Regions from separate parts of the Homo sapiens genome. Here region 1 is linked to region 2. A link is an interaction called in ENCODE POLR2A ChIA-PET data of the cell type or tissue named here. Cell type or tissue: GM12878. All regions are shown on one strand. Each heading gives the region's core, and the rest is flanking DNA. Links, peaks and the distances in the headings are about the cores only. Region 1 overlaps LOC105370775 (a long non-coding RNA gene). Region 2 has its middle 58 kb from the start of RASGRP1.

Evidence for each region. Peaks named below come from ENCODE experiments on the same cell type or tissue, not always from the same donor. Only the 100,000 strongest peaks of a DNase experiment are listed, where the experiment ranks them.
Region 1: POLR2A ChIA-PET joins it to region 2 with 10 read pairs; 10 of 35 experiments call an interaction of 5 or more read pairs at or near these places.

What each region holds. Positions count from the first base shown.
Region 1 is chr15:38,688,830-38,693,352 of GRCh38, forward strand. LOC105370775 (a long non-coding RNA gene) reads left to right here. Exons shown (of 2, transcript XR_007064584.1): 2 at 65-367. Among named protein-coding and RNA genes, the nearest start is that of LINC02694, 5.5 kb to the right of the region's middle. In GM12878, for the core only: a CTCF peak has its summit at 2,098 (motif pointing left); a DNase peak (open chromatin) is centred at 2,087; H3K27ac peaks cover 2,206 bases.
Region 2 is chr15:38,620,863-38,625,085 of GRCh38, forward strand. No RefSeq gene overlaps it. Among named protein-coding and RNA genes, the nearest start is that of RASGRP1, 58 kb to the left of the region's middle. In GM12878, for the core only: no CTCF peak of the experiment used is centred there; DNase peaks (open chromatin) are centred at 2,178 and 3,850.

The sequences.
Region 1 (4,523 bases), core at 220-4,219, 68 kb after region 2:
GTGTAGGAGTCATGCAGCTAGCTAGAGGCCACAAGATTCTAAACCTTCTCAATTGCTCCTACAGATAACATCACTATTGTAAAACCTCAGATTGGTGCTCAAGATAGTTTTCAGACCCTGCACTTGATGGATCAGCTGGCACTACTCAGATCAACACACTGGCTCACCTGGTCTTGTGGCCCCCACCCAGGAAATGACTCAGCACAAGAGGACAGCTTTGACTCCCTGTGATTTCATCTCAGACCCAACCAGTCAGCTCTCCCTACTACTTGGCCCCCTACCCACCAAATTATCCTTAAAAAACCCCAGCCTCTAAATTTTGGGGGTGACTGTTTTGAGTAATAATAAAACTCTGGTATCCCATTGAGCCAGCTCTGCATGAATTAGTTAACTGTTTCTCTCTTGCAGTTCCTCTGTCTTGATAAATCAGCCTGTCTGGGCAGTGGGCAAAATGAACCCCCAACAGGAGGATTTCAAATGTAAAGGTAAGGAAAACTATTACATGTCCCTGTGTTCTGGCAGCAGGTATGAGGCTGTGCCAGCCCTCCCTCTTGCTGTGAAGTTGCCTGTGGATGGGACACTGTGAGCTATTCCAAAGAAGAATAAAGATGTGATCATTGCATTCAACTGAACCCCTTCAATGACCTGTGATTAGTCTGGGTAACATGTACTGCTCAGAAAGAAAGAGATATTGGAGATTTGTGTTTTCATCTGTCTAATTCAAAACATGCATGTGGATGAAGGGGACAAGCTCTGTCCTGGGGAGGGACAACGTACTCCTCTACCAAAGTAATTTTGTATTCTCAGTCCCCATTGGTGGCTCACACCCTCCCCACAAGTCTGACTTTGGATTTTCCCCTTTTTGGCCTACTTCCTTCTGGAGGCAACTCTGGGTGAAAGAAACCTCAAGGGGCAGGTGGTAGGAAGTCAGGCCAGGCTATTAGACTGGGGAAGGGAGAGAATATGGAGGCCAAGTCTTCCTGCTAATAGGAGATGAGGCTTTAGAAGCCACGAAAGACATAAGACTAACCAATGCTACCTGGCAATCCATTTCTATCAGCTCCAATCCTGGCTGCCTTTCAGCATTCACAGTCCAGTGCAGAGGAGGGTCTTTGAAGGTATAGGGATCAGAAAGAATTTCCTCCTTAGGTAAGATAAACTTTAATTTCTTTCTCTCTTCTCAGTAGGATTAACCTGATCTTCAAGGGAGAAAGCCAAGAGCCAGGGCAACCTTAGGTCAGGGGCTGAGGCCTCCTAAATGCAAGGGGATGTGCCTGGGAGATGTGTTCATGCTGGTCCTAGCCCAAGGTGGGAAAGTACTGGAGCTCGGGGGGCGGTGGCGATATGGAATTGGGAGGTAGGAGGTCTGCTACTGTCAAGGCAATAAAAGAGAAAGTGTTAGCAGTTCCTATTCTAGGAGCAGCTTACTCTACAGGGAGGCAAGAGTGCATACTTTTATAGAGCTTCAAAGGAAAGAATAGTCGGAGATGCAGGCTCAGGAAGTAGGGCAGAAAATCCAAAGTCGGTGGCCTTATGGTATTGTCTAGATGAGCATGTTTTGCACTTTGAAGCTTCACAGACCCAGTGTTAGGGGAAGCCGCTTCAAGGTGAGGCTCTAAGCCTCTCCATCAGACAGCAACTTCAATACCCAGCAAAGCGTAAAAAGCAATATTTTACTCATGTGAATGTACACGTGAAACAAGAGGGGGGAAGTGTGCCTGAAAAAAATAGCAAGCATCAAGTAGATGTGTTCTAAAGTAAAGAATAGGAGACCAGTAATTGCAGACCAAAAAGCTTTTCCTCTCCAGAGCCCGAACACTAATGCAGGCATTGTTCCTCCTTCAGAAACCCCTCTTAATAGAGCATTAGTACTTCAGAACATTTATACCTATTAGGATATGCTCATCACAGCTCTTGACAAAGCCTCTAAATTATACCTTTTATAATTCCGTTATTCTTTTTGTGCTGCGAAGTCTTATGCTGTGTGTTAATGCAAGGCAATTAGCTTTATCAGGAAGAAAAGAAAAACTGGCTTGACTTCTTGCAAATGCTGAAATTGCCAGATCACACACTCTGTTACTATCGCCCTTGAGCGCCACCTTCAGGCAGTTCTTTGGTACTGTTGTGGAAATTTCTAGCCTTCTCAAGGTTGCTTGTGAACTGAAAGGCACAGACAGACCCCTTTCCTTAAGCTGCCTGTTGGAATATGGTGATACAGATAAGTATAAGAACCTTCCAAGAGGCAGTTTTATTTCTGGTGGCTGATTTTTCACTGATTTGATTATTTTATAATGACTAAATGTTAGAAAGAGGCCTTTCTAACATTTAATTTGGGGGCCCTAAATGAAAAATTACTGGACTGAAAAACTGGTTTGACTCATTAGTCACTGAGGTTATTGACTAAATGAATAAATTTACTAGATGTTTTACTGAAACCCAAGACAATCCTGATTCTTAAATTTAGCTGTTAATTTCAACCACCTTCCAAATTTCAAACCTGGCCTTCTTCTCCAATTTTATATTTTTAAACCTGGCAATTAATTACTAGATGATGTTCTTCATTTTCATGTAGGGATTCTGATGAATAGGAAAAAAAGAAGAGAAAAAATTTCATAACCTTAACAAACTACCTTTACTAGTTAAAAACCATCTAGAAACCCGCTGATCTGATTCAAATAACTCCACTTATCTGTTGGTCTCTCCTCACTCTTAGCTTCTATTGGCTGCCTCAGAGTTGAACTTGGCTTGACTTTCAGCTCTGCTGCTTTCTGTGTGATTATATCACATAGAATGTTCTCAGCTTCAAGTAATAAAAAATCCAACAAAAACTGGCCACATCAAACTATTAACTCACTTAACACAGAAAGTCCGGGTGAGAGCAGTTTCAGGGTTGGGTAATTCATCTGTTCTCTTCTTTTTTTTTTTTGAGATGGAGTCTTGCTCTGTCGCCCAGGCTGGAGTGCAGTGGCGTGATCTCAGCTCAGCTCACTGCAACCTCTGCCTCCCAGGTTCAAGCGATTCTCCTGCCTCAGCCTCCTGGCTAGCTGGGATTACAGGTGCCTGCTACCATGCATGGCTAATTTTTGTATTTTTTTTTTTTTAGTAGAGATGGGGTTTCACCATGTTGGCTAGGCTGATCTTGAGTTCCTGACCTCAGGCAATCTGCCTGCCTCAGCCTCCAAAAGTGCTGGGATTACCGGCGTGAGCTCGGTCCAATAATATCTTAAGTAGCCGGGCTTTCCCCTTCTTTTTCCCCTGCCGACTTTAGTGTGCTGGCTTTTGTTCTCCAGATGGTGTCCACAGTTCTAGGCATCACCTCAGGGTGCAGCACAGCCTGTTTCATCAACACAATATGTTTGTGTTTCAAAGAAAGGAATTTTGCTTTCCCAGAACCCTGCAGAACACTCTCCCTCCATGCTAATGAGAATGGAAATTATCATGAGTAGTTTAGGTTGGCCCATCCCCGTCCTGGCTGCACTTTTGAATCACTGGGGAGCTTTATAAAACTACTGAGGCCTAGACTTACTCCAGATAAGCTGGTTTAACTAGACTGGGATGGTTCTAATGGGCAGCCAGTGCTCAGATCACTGGCATAGTTTAATCATGATTCCCTTACATTGGCAGCAAGCAGCTCAGCCTCCCCTGAGCATGGCCCACCTGGTGCCTTTAAAAATTAGGGTTCTAATACTGGCAGGAGGTCCAGAGGGATGGTAATCCAGCAGTCAGACAAGCACATTTCTATAACCAGTCAACTGTACTTTGAGTCTTTAATCTTTTGCCTGGAAAATAGGAATTATAATATGTGACTTGCAAGGCATGCCTGCAGGGGTTGCAAGCTCAGAAAACTCAGGAATGGGTCAGGGAGAATTCCAGTCTTAGCTGTTTCTCAATCGCCAAAGCTCACAGAGATACCATTTTGTCTTTCCCTTTTTTTTTTTTTTTTTTCTCTTCTCAGGCTTCCCTCTTCCTGACTTAGGACAAGGCCTTGGGGTTGGGTGGTGGCAGGGAGAAGGTTCCGGGTGACTTCTTACTGTGCTTCTAAAGCAGCATTATTCACAGTAGTTGAGATATGAAAACAATGTGTCCATTGACAGATGACTGGATAAAGAAAATGTGGTGTGCGTGTGTGTGTGTGTGTGTGACACACACAATGGAATATTATTTAGCCTTAAAAAGGAAGAAATCCTGCCAGTTGTGACAACATGGATTAACCTGGAGGACATTACGTTAAGTGAAATGTACCAGACACAGAACAACAAATATCATATGATCTCTTTTATATGAGGAATCTAAAAATAATCAAAACAGAGAGTAGACTGGCAGTTACCAAAGGGACCAGGGGGAGATGTAGGTCAAAGGGTACAAAACTGCAGTTACATAGGATGAATAAGCCTTGAAATCTAATGCACAGCACAAGGACGATATAATATTATATTATATACAGATGCTTCTCTAACATAACCTTATTGTAAGTCAAGAAGCATGCTGAATGTGTATCTCTTCCACATTGTCATAATGCTGAA
Region 2 (4,223 bases), core at 224-4,223:
CCCAGCCTACTTTATGTTTTAAAAGAGGATTGGAAGAGTAAGTTTGCACTTCTCATTCAGGATTCTGTGATTCTGACTTCCTCATTGCCTTTCTAACAGTCTCTTATCACTGCTCTTGTTTTCTTTATTAAACCACTTTTTCTCTCCTCCCCCCTCTTACTTCGCTCCCTCCTCCCCACTCTCTCTCTCTCTCCCCCTCCTTACCATATCAACCCAGCTTACTATCAACCCTATTGTCTTACTTCACAAGTAACAGCTTCTGCAACTAGTAGGCAGAACATGACTGTTATTCCAAGCTCCCAGAGGAATAAGGAGGAGAAAGCCATTCTTTTTCTTTATTGATGAGCCCCTAGGGAAACTAAGTCCCTTTTCTCTTACCAACCCATGAACAAATAGGCATTGGGGTCAAGGTTCCAAAACTGCCTGTTCTGTTAGCTGCAGACTTTAAGAAAGGTTTTGGGGAAATAAATAAAGGCAGAAATGAGATATGTGTTGCTAGAGCCTTCTGTTCTCCTGGCTTCTCTCCCTGTCACATTGTTTACCTGATCCATCTGGTATACTCCTACCCAACAGAGTAGAACGAAATTCGCTTATAATGAACAAAGGTCATTTGTTATGTTCTTAATTGATTAAAGCATCATGCTCAAAACTGCATTAGATTCTGAGTTTTTTGGCACAGGCCTGGCACATAGTGGATAAATATTTTATTTTGAAGGAGTCAATGATGTACAAAGTTACACCTATTGAAACTTTCTCAGAGGCAGAGATTATTTATAGTGATTGTGTTTCTGAACAAAATTTAGAGATAGGGTTTGATAAGTAGTTTTTTTTCCCTGATTTTGGAGCTTACATGAAACTAGAGAAGTATAAAAAATGAAATTTGTTTTGTTATACATTGAATGAACCATCAATGTATAACAATTAGAATGATACATTGAATGTAAAAATTGAAATGATCTCAGAAAATTGAACATGTTATACATCATGCCCATGGCTTGCAAAATCAGAAGCAGCAACATGTAAAGGATTTAAAAAGATGGTAATATCATGGAAATAAGAAATACAAACTTTGTCACTTCATGCTGTCCCAACTAAAGAGTACCTGTGGGATTGAGGTGGCCACCAGATATAGCATCTGTGGACATTCTGGGTTCAAGTGGGAAGAAAGGAATCATAGAGCAGCTTCTTTCTGCTTAATCTCTGAAGGCAAGAGGTGATGGATGGCCTTGCCAAAATATTTGAAACATGAACAAAGGTAGTCAGTGAATATTAACTAGCTGCGCCGTAAACTGCTGCCGGGGTTCACCGTGGTATTATACTCACCTTCTGCTGCAGTAGATGCAGACCAGACCTAATTCAGACCAATCTGGATTTTGGGTCAGGACCCTGGAAGATTAAGGAAGGAAATAAAGTGTCTCATGGTCACATATTTCCAGATACAAAAGGATATGTAGGAAAATTTTATTCTAATCCTCATCATCTAAACCCAATAAAACTAAAAAAAGATAAGAGACTTGGAGCAATGTTCTACCCTGTGAAGTCCTAATCAAGACATGTATTTCTTCACGTGGAACCACAGGGTCTGGGATGACGTCTGACTGCATTTCCCTGATGGTAGGAGGTTGGCGAGGACAGGGATACTCCACCTGGCTCGTCCGCACCCAGAGCCCCACCTTAGTGCAAGCTGCTATTTCCTCCTGCCTGGAATGTTGCATTTGCCTCCTAACTGGTCTCTCTGCTTCTGCTCTTCTCTCTACATAATTTTTTTTTTTTTAAGACAGAGTGTCACTCTGTCACCCAGGCTGGAGCGCAGTGGCGTGATCTGAGCTCACTGCAACCTCCACCTCCCAGATTGAAGCAATTTTCAAGCCTCAGCCTCCGGAGTAGCTGGGATTACAGGTGCTCGCCACCATACCCAGCTAATTTTTGTATTTGTTAGTAGAAATGGGGTTTCGCCATGTTGGCCAGGCTGGTCTGGAACTCCTGACCTCAAGTGATCTGCCTGCCTTGGCCTCCCAAAGTGCTGGGATTACAGGTGTGAGCCACTGTGCCCAGCCCTCTCTCTATAATCTATTTCTCACGCAGCCAGAGTCTTTTTGTAAAAGTGCAAATCAAGCTGTGTCACATCCTGCGTTAAACTGTCCAGTGGTTTCCCATGGCAGTCAGAAAGTAATGAGATACTCTCGCTCTCACCTACAGAGCCCTGTGAACGCCTGACCCCACCACCCACTCCTCCTGCCCCATCTCAGGCTCCCTGCCCCTTGAGACCTGTGCACCAGGTCCAGTGACTTTCTTTCTGCCCCTTAGGCATGTAGAGCCCATCCCTGCCTCAGGGCCTTTGCACTTGCACTCTTTGCCACTGTGATCTCAGCTTTTCAAGCAGCTGCCTCCTCATCCTTCAAGTCTCAGTTAATGACAATCCCTCCACGGGGTATTCCTTGACCTCTTAATTTAAATCAACTTAGAAAGTCACTCACAATCACATCACACTATTTTATTTTCTTCATAGCCTTATTGCTTTCCAAAATTATTCTGTTTACTTAATGATTTACTAGTTTAGTGTTTGTTTCCTACCATTAGAAGGATAGGAAATCATTGAGAAAGTACTCTTAGAATTGTACATTATACTATATAATGCTATATATGCAGAACCAAGTTCCTGGCACATAGTAGGTTTAGAATAAATGATTTTAGTTGGTGTTGATGAATAACGAGACCTAACACCCCTCCCCACACCCCTGGCACTGGCATTCCATAAATGGGACATACCTTTCCTTTGTAAAGTGGGTTGAAGTTCCTGTTTACCTTGGAGGAGGAGCCAGTCTGGGACACATATTAAAGCATTTTTCAAGTACTTAGAGTTTAAGAAGGGATCATGCACAGCATCTAATATCACTCAAGAGGGGGTAGAGAGTATGGTAGATAGTCTCCAAAGACGGCCATTACCAATTCCTTGCCTTGCATATGCATGGTACTTCACCTATCGAGAGGTGGAAACCATTTTTCCTCTCCTCAAATCTAATTGGCCTTGTGGTTTGTTTTGACTAATAAGTAGAATGCAGCAGAAGTGCTGTTCTAGGACTTTCAAGCCAGGCCTTAATAGAATCGGCAGCATCTGTTTTCTCCATCTTTGGCAGCCAGCTGCCATGGAAGAAGTCCAGTTCTCTGAGAATGCTGTTTTGAGGAAGTCCAAGCTCTCCTCGTAGAGAAGCCCCATGGAGGAGCACCAAGGCGCCAGATACAAGAGTGAAACCTTGGCAGTCCAGCCCATGAATTCAGCCTAGTGAAGGCAGAAGAACCCACCAACTAAGCCAAGTCAACCTACAAAATTGTGAAAAATAAGTCATTAGTGTTTCAAGACAGTAAATTTTCAGGCCGTTTGTTATATAGCAGACAGCTAATGTTAGAGATATGGCTGCTGTAGAATTGTGTGTTACCATATCCTGAGGCTTGAAGAAATTTTGAGCTTCTCAAGCTTTAATCTGCATATAATAAACCATCAGGGCATACTGTTAGGAAGCAGAGTCTGATTCTGTAGGTCTGGGGTGGGGCTGAGAATCTGGCAGCATCTGTTTTCTCCATCTTGGCAGCCAGCTGCCATGGAAGAAGTCCAGTACTCTGAGAATGCTATGCTTCGAGGAAGTCCAAGCTCTCCGTGTAGAGAAGCCCCATGGAGGAGCACCAAGGTGCCAGATACTTGTAAGAAAGCACCTAAGCTTTCTTACAAGCCCCTAAGTGATGCTTACAATGATAATGAAGTGCACGGACTCACTTTGAGTAGCAAGGCCAGTCCCTAGCTTCCAGAAAGTTCCATACTTAAATCATCTCAGAAAACCCCAGGCCTTCCCCAAGTATATTTGAGGAAAGACTAGTTTGAAAACGGGTTCTGGTCAGATAAGTTTGGGAAACGCCACCTACTCTATTCCACCACTAGAGTTTCACAACATACTGAGCTCATAAAGCTCTTAGAGCTCCTTCACTAAAGAAACCTGTTTAACTCTATTTAGCACAATATTTCCTGAGTATATTTGATTATTCCTATTAATATCTTAAGGAACTAGTGTTCTGTGAAACACACTTGGAGAAGCACAAAACCACCTTCCCCCACCCCTTTTTTAAAATTAACTCAGCAGGTTAATCATTGTCTCTTAACAATGAATGTTATGTCACGTAGTGTTGCAATCCAGGAGTTTTTTCTTTTTTCTTCGCTCTCTAACCAAATT